Linked DNA regions of Homo sapiens: region 1 is linked to region 2. Evidence: chromatin loops called from intact Hi-C (ENCODE). Cell type or tissue: transverse colon. All regions are shown on one strand. Each heading gives the region's core, and the rest is flanking DNA. Links, peaks and the distances in the headings are about the cores only.

Region 1 (2,918 bases), core at 179-2,678, 400 kb before region 2:
TAATGTTTATATAAACATTTGGCGGAGCTTCTAAGACCTTAGGACTAACGTTCAAAGTCACATGGGTTTGTAGGTTTGAGTTACTCAATATTCTGTTCTGGCTGTTTGTATTAGAAAATCATCTAGGTTTCATTTTTTTTGTATTGTGACTCAATTTGCTAATATCTACATTCATGATAAATAGATAAATAACCAGCACTATAAATAACATAGCCTTTAAATTATGACATATGCAGATATTCTGTACTGAAAAAGCTCTTAATTCACTTCTTTTCCTAAATTGTCAGCTTAAGCAGAGTATTAGCTTCTCTTCCTAGACCAGGAGTCCAAAACTGGGAGTTGCTGGGAGTTAAACAGCGGCCTTGTCTTTAATACGAGTAGCTGATAAGTACTTATTACAGAACTACTTCTTTGTTTGGATTCCCCAAGGTGGGTTTCACATTCAGGAACTATTTGCACCATTTCGAGTTACTGTGCTTCAAAAATCCTTATATTATTTTTTAGATTATTAGATTTAGAATTTGGTTTTTGTAGATATTTGGGTTTCAAGGTGATGTCATTAGAAACCATTTACTATTAATTTTCTTTAAAGCTAAGTAGTTTTACTGTTCATACTTACTATTCAAATATAGCTTTAATATTTCATAAAACATTCAATGTTTAAAAGTTGAAAATGAAAGACCGGAGAAATTCTACTATGACTAGGAAAAACATTGAGAGCTCAGCTCCATTTTGCATATTTAAACTTCCCACATATGCCCTTTTGCTTTAGAGCAAAAGGCAGGAAGAAAAAGGCAGGAAGGCTTCATTTGTTCCTCTTCAGTCTTCCAATCCAGAGCCCATAGGTCTAGTTTCTGCTTCTTTCCCTCTAAATTCACCAGCTGTCATCCTCCTCCTGTGTGCTCACATTTGTCCCTTAGCATGATCCCATAGTAGTCTCAGTTGTACCTAAAGAAATACAATAATTTATTTTCTAGACCAACTTCCTCTGGTTTTATCAGTTTCTTCTATGGAGGAGTGAGGCATGAATGAGACTGGAGAGAAATTCTGCTTCTTTTAATATTACTTACCAAAAATAGAGACATATTTCTTATTCTAAGAGGCAAACCTGTTTCCATTATTGTGCTATTCATACCATGTTTTAGGTGCTGGTAATGACAGTCTTCATACTGTGACTATCGTAATAGCAGGGTCAGAATACAGGACTACAAATGAAAACTTTGATTTTCTATTACCAGTCTTTTTGTTTTGTCTGTTTGCTTGGCTTATTTTGATTTGGTTTGAACTAGTTTGGGCTTGCGGATGTCTTATGTGATTAGGATGAACAAATAATTTATGTTTTCTGTAAATCCTTGCTTATAAATACAGCTAATATTTGATGCTAATTTTAGAGGATGTCCTGCTAGAATCCAGGCCTTTAAAGTACAAACGACACTGATGCTGTGTGAAAAGGACAGCAGAAGCACTAAAGGCTTTCCCAGTATTTCTTACAGTGGCTTTCTGCTGATCCCACTGAACAGATTGCTGTATTCTGTCCTTCCTCCGTCTGTTGCCAATGAGCTGCGGCACAAGCGTCCAGTGCCTGCCAAAAGATATGACAATGTGACCATCCTCTTTAGTGGCATTGTGGGCTTCAATGCTTTCTGTAGCAAGCATGCATCTGGAGAAGGAGCCATGAAGATCGTCAACCTCCTCAACGACCTCTACACCAGATTTGACACACTGACTGATTCCCGGAAAAACCCATTTGTTTATAAGGCAAGTGTTCTTTATCGCTGACTGCAGAGCTATCCAGAGGCTGGCGTTCTGAGACTCCCCTCCAGAGGCCATGTCATCACAGCTCTCTGACTCCAGCACTGCAGCCTTGAGTACAGTGAGCCTCCATGTATTCACTCTTTACCATGTTCTTAAATAATTGCCTCTTGTTATAAAACTGTCTCTTCCTTGTAACCACAATGAATGTTTCATGAAGTGGGTGATTCCCTGGTTAAAATGAAATGTTCACCATCTTATTTGCACTTAGGCTAACAAATCTGGACAGGCTGTTTATCACATGTAGTATAAACATAGCATTCATTTTAGTCCTCTGCAAGAGACATTTTTACTGAGATATATAAATGCTTTGTACAGTAAAGAAGTCATGAAGCATGAGAAGGACTCAGATTTGCGTTTAGATAACATCAACTTGAAGAAGATAAACATTTATAAGGCGTTTTTGCCCTTTGTTTCATTTAGAAATAAATATAATATTGGAAAAAAGAAGTCAGTGGAATATTGCTACATAAAGGCAAGAATGTTAAGTAAACCATCTCTAGATATCTGGGGTAATATAACTACACAAGGACTATTTATTTTATAGTCATTTTCTGAGGTACACTCTAGCATGTGGTGAGCACATCATACAAACAAATGATTAATGACCGTGATAAATCACTGAACTTGAAATGGTGGCTCTCCATGCCGTCAAGCCATCACTGTTTTAGGTAGAAATGTAAAAAATTATTCTTCTGAATTATAAAGTTATCTGAGGTGAGAAATTAATTGCTTACTAAAGGAAAAATAATTCTATGTCTGTACCTGCCCGTCATCAAAGACCCCAAGTGTCCATCATGTGTGTAAATTATAAGTAATTGCAAGGTTTCATTTTGTTGGAGTTGAATATATTAGAATTTTAAGAGAATTAAAGGGGGAGGGAAGCTTAAAGTTGCTGGTAGACTTGAAAAAATATGTTTTTTGTTAGGGTAATAAATGAAACAGTCTTTTTTATGCTAACCGTGAACATCTAAATATATGTACTGTTAGGTGGAGACTGTTGGTGACAAGTATATGACAGTGAGTGGTTTACCAGAGCCATGCATTCACCATGCACGATCCATCTGCCACCTGGCCTTGGACATGATGGAAATTGCTGGCCAGGT
Region 2 (2,918 bases), core at 127-2,626:
AAAGCCCAAACAAAATAAGAGAGAGATATGTATTTATTTCAGTTTACATCATAGGAGCAATTAGTTAATATTTTAAGTATTCTAATCAGAAATATACACACTGAGTGACTCAAAAAGTACTCGCTTAGTTAACATTTGGAAAAAAATAAGAACAAAACCCTAAAATAACAGCAACATACAAACAGAAGCCCAAGCTCCAGAATAGACTGTTTCTAATTTATAGCTGTCTTTATCTTTCCAAAATATTGAATGGTTGTTAAATAACAGAAATGCTAGAAGTTACGGTTCATCGGTGAAAAAGTTGGTGTTTAAGATAGGGGAATGGGCTGGAAATACCATGGGAGAAATACGGTAGGGGGCAGGGAAGTGCTAAGAAGAGAATGGTGGGGTCCCTGGCGACAGCTCCACCCTTGGGCCTGTGCCCACGGATGTAGGTGAGGACAGGCACTCTTGTTTTCATGCCCAAATGTTGCATTTTCCAAGACCACCCTGGCCTGCCACTTCCCACATCCTGTGTGTCTAAAAACTCCAAGACCCTAGCAGGCACAGACACAAGTGGCTGGACGTCAAGAGGAACACACCAGCAGAAGAGCACACAGGCAGCTGGACGTGGAGAGGAGCAGAGGAGCAGAAGAGCCACCAACAGGCACCAGCAGACACCAGCAGACAGGCGAATGACGTGGCGCCAAGGGGAATTTGGCCGGGGCCATTGGAGGAGAATCTGGCCACTGAGCAGCCCAACCCCAGGGGAAAACCACCTTCTTACTCCATGCTTCTTCTGGCTCCCCATCCACCTGCTGAGAGCTACTTCCACCATTCTATGAAACCTTGGACTTATTATCCAAGGCCACACGTGATCCAATTTTTCAGGTACACCAAGTCAAGAACCCTGGGATACAGAAAGCCCTCTGTTCTTGCAGTAAGGCCCATGATCTATTTGAACAGATTAACACAAGCTGCCTACAGATGGCAAAACGAAAAGAACACACTGTAACAGACACCCACCGGGGCTTCAGGAACTGTAAACATTCACCCCTAGACACTGCCATGGGGTTGGTTGGAGCCCGCAACCACAACCTGCCTGTCTGCATGTTCCCCCTAGAGGTTTGAGCTGCCAGGCACCAAAGAAGCAAGCCGCACCCCCACCACCGGCCCTGCAAGGAGGATAGGGAACTTTTCCCATTTCAGGAGCGCAGCTGGCCTTGCATGAGTAGAGTGTAGGAATGGAATGAGCTTAATTACATCTATGATTCAAAATGACGCTTGGGACTCTCCGTTCTGCTTTTGGCCACTTAGGACTCTTGGAAAAAAGCAAAGCAAAACAAAACTAAGTTCTTTCATTAGCCTAAACTGGCAGCTATCTTGGTAAAAATTTTAGGCAATGTACTGTTATATCTAGCTACAAGTTCAGAGACCAGGGTTTCATTGAGTTTATATAATAGGAAGAGTGAATGTTTTATTGCCTACTTAATGATAAATATTTAATGTCTCTTAGATTTGATCTGAGATTTTTTCATTGTAACATGCCACCTGATAGCTTGCGATAGGCAAAAGAAAAAGAAAAAAAAATTCTCACCCTCTTCTAACTAACTGAAAGTTAATAGTATTTTGTAAAGTAACTACATAATTCTGAAAAACCAAATTGACATAAGTCATAACAATATCCCATCTAGCCTGTGACAGAGCTGCAGGATTCAATCCCAGGACTGATTCACTGGCCCCCCTGGGTCATTATGCCTCTTTAGAGAATCTCTCTGCTGTATGTATCACTAATTATAATCCTGGGCTGGATTTAAAAATAATCGGACTGACCAGGTGGTATGAATCTGTCATTCTGACTTTTCAAATTCCCTGGTCTCCAAAAGCCGACTGTGGTTCACAGTGCTTTGACAGAAGTTTCAGGCTTGCGGTTTTGTGTTTCCATAAGGGTCGTTTGGCAAGACAAGCTTCGTGTTAAGGTGGGATTCGACATGCCTAAGCCTTTTCCTTAAAACTTTATTACTGTGAATAACTCAGTTTTGATAAATTAATCTGGTGGGAAACTTTTCTTCAAGCGTACTGTATTACCTGTGGGAACTTAGGTTCCAATAGAAGCAAATCTAACTTCCATCAGCAAGAGAACCAGTAGAACACGGGAGTTAAATCAAAATGTTTTATGCTTTCTTCTTTCAAACTTGCACGACGAAAAGATAGAATTATAGTATTGATACAGGAGTGCTGGGAAGGGAAGAGCCTGGTCCCCTTAAATGATACAGAGTACGGGAAGGGAAGTGCCGGGTAGAGGAGGGCGTGGTCCCTGGCTAGGGTTCCACCCCCACGGACCTAGCTGAGGGCAGGTACTCCTGCCTTCGCACCCAAATGTTGCATTTCCCAAGAACACCCTGGCCCGTCACGCCCCCATCCTGGGCCTATAAAAGCCCAAGACCCTAGCAAGGCAGAGACACAAGCAGCTTGATGTCGTGAGGAACACCTAGGTGGAAGAAGACACAAGTGGCTGGCCTTGGCGAGCCTGCCAGTGGAAGAGGACACTGACGGATGCTGGCACACTGGCAGGGCATCCACCGGTGGCACGAGGTGGAGTTTGGTGGGGGCAGTCGGAAGAGAGTCGGAAGAGAGCCGGATGCCCCCGAGTGGCCCAACTCCAGGGGACAACCATCTCCCTTCTGACTGCCCCATCGGCGGAGAGCTACTTCTACTCAATAAAACCTTGCGCTCATTCTCCAAGCCTATGTGTGATCGGATTCTTCCGGTACACCAAGGCAAGAAACCCTGGGATGCAGAAAGCCGTCTGTCCTTGTGATAAGGAAGGGGGTCTGAGAAATTGAGCTGATTAACACAAGCCGCCCATGGATGGCTAAACTAAAAGCACCCTGTAACACATGCCCACTGGGGCTTCGGGCTGTAAACACTCACCCCTA

What was found. Hi-C counts contacts between places; a loop is a spot of excess contacts. Peaks named below come from ENCODE experiments on the same cell type or tissue, not always from the same donor. Only the 100,000 strongest peaks of a DNase experiment are listed, where the experiment ranks them.
Region 1: it touches region 2 in a loop (12-fold over the local background); 2 of 110 quality-filtered maps call a loop at or near these places.

The regions. Positions count from the first base shown.
Region 1 is chr4:155,800,822-155,803,739 of GRCh38, forward strand. It overlaps GUCY1B1 (guanylate cyclase 1 soluble subunit beta 1), which reads left to right. Exons shown (of 14, transcript NM_000857.5): 10 at 1,521-1,758; 11 at 2,803-2,918. Among named protein-coding and RNA genes, the nearest start is that of GUCY1B1, 43 kb to the left of the region's middle. In transverse colon, for the core only: no CTCF peak of the experiment used is centred there; no DNase peak of the experiment used is centred there; H3K27ac peaks cover 2,500 bases.
Region 2 is chr4:156,196,251-156,199,168 of GRCh38, forward strand. No RefSeq gene overlaps it. Among named protein-coding and RNA genes, the nearest start is that of CTSO, 240 kb to the left of the region's middle. In transverse colon, for the core only: no CTCF peak of the experiment used is centred there; no DNase peak of the experiment used is centred there.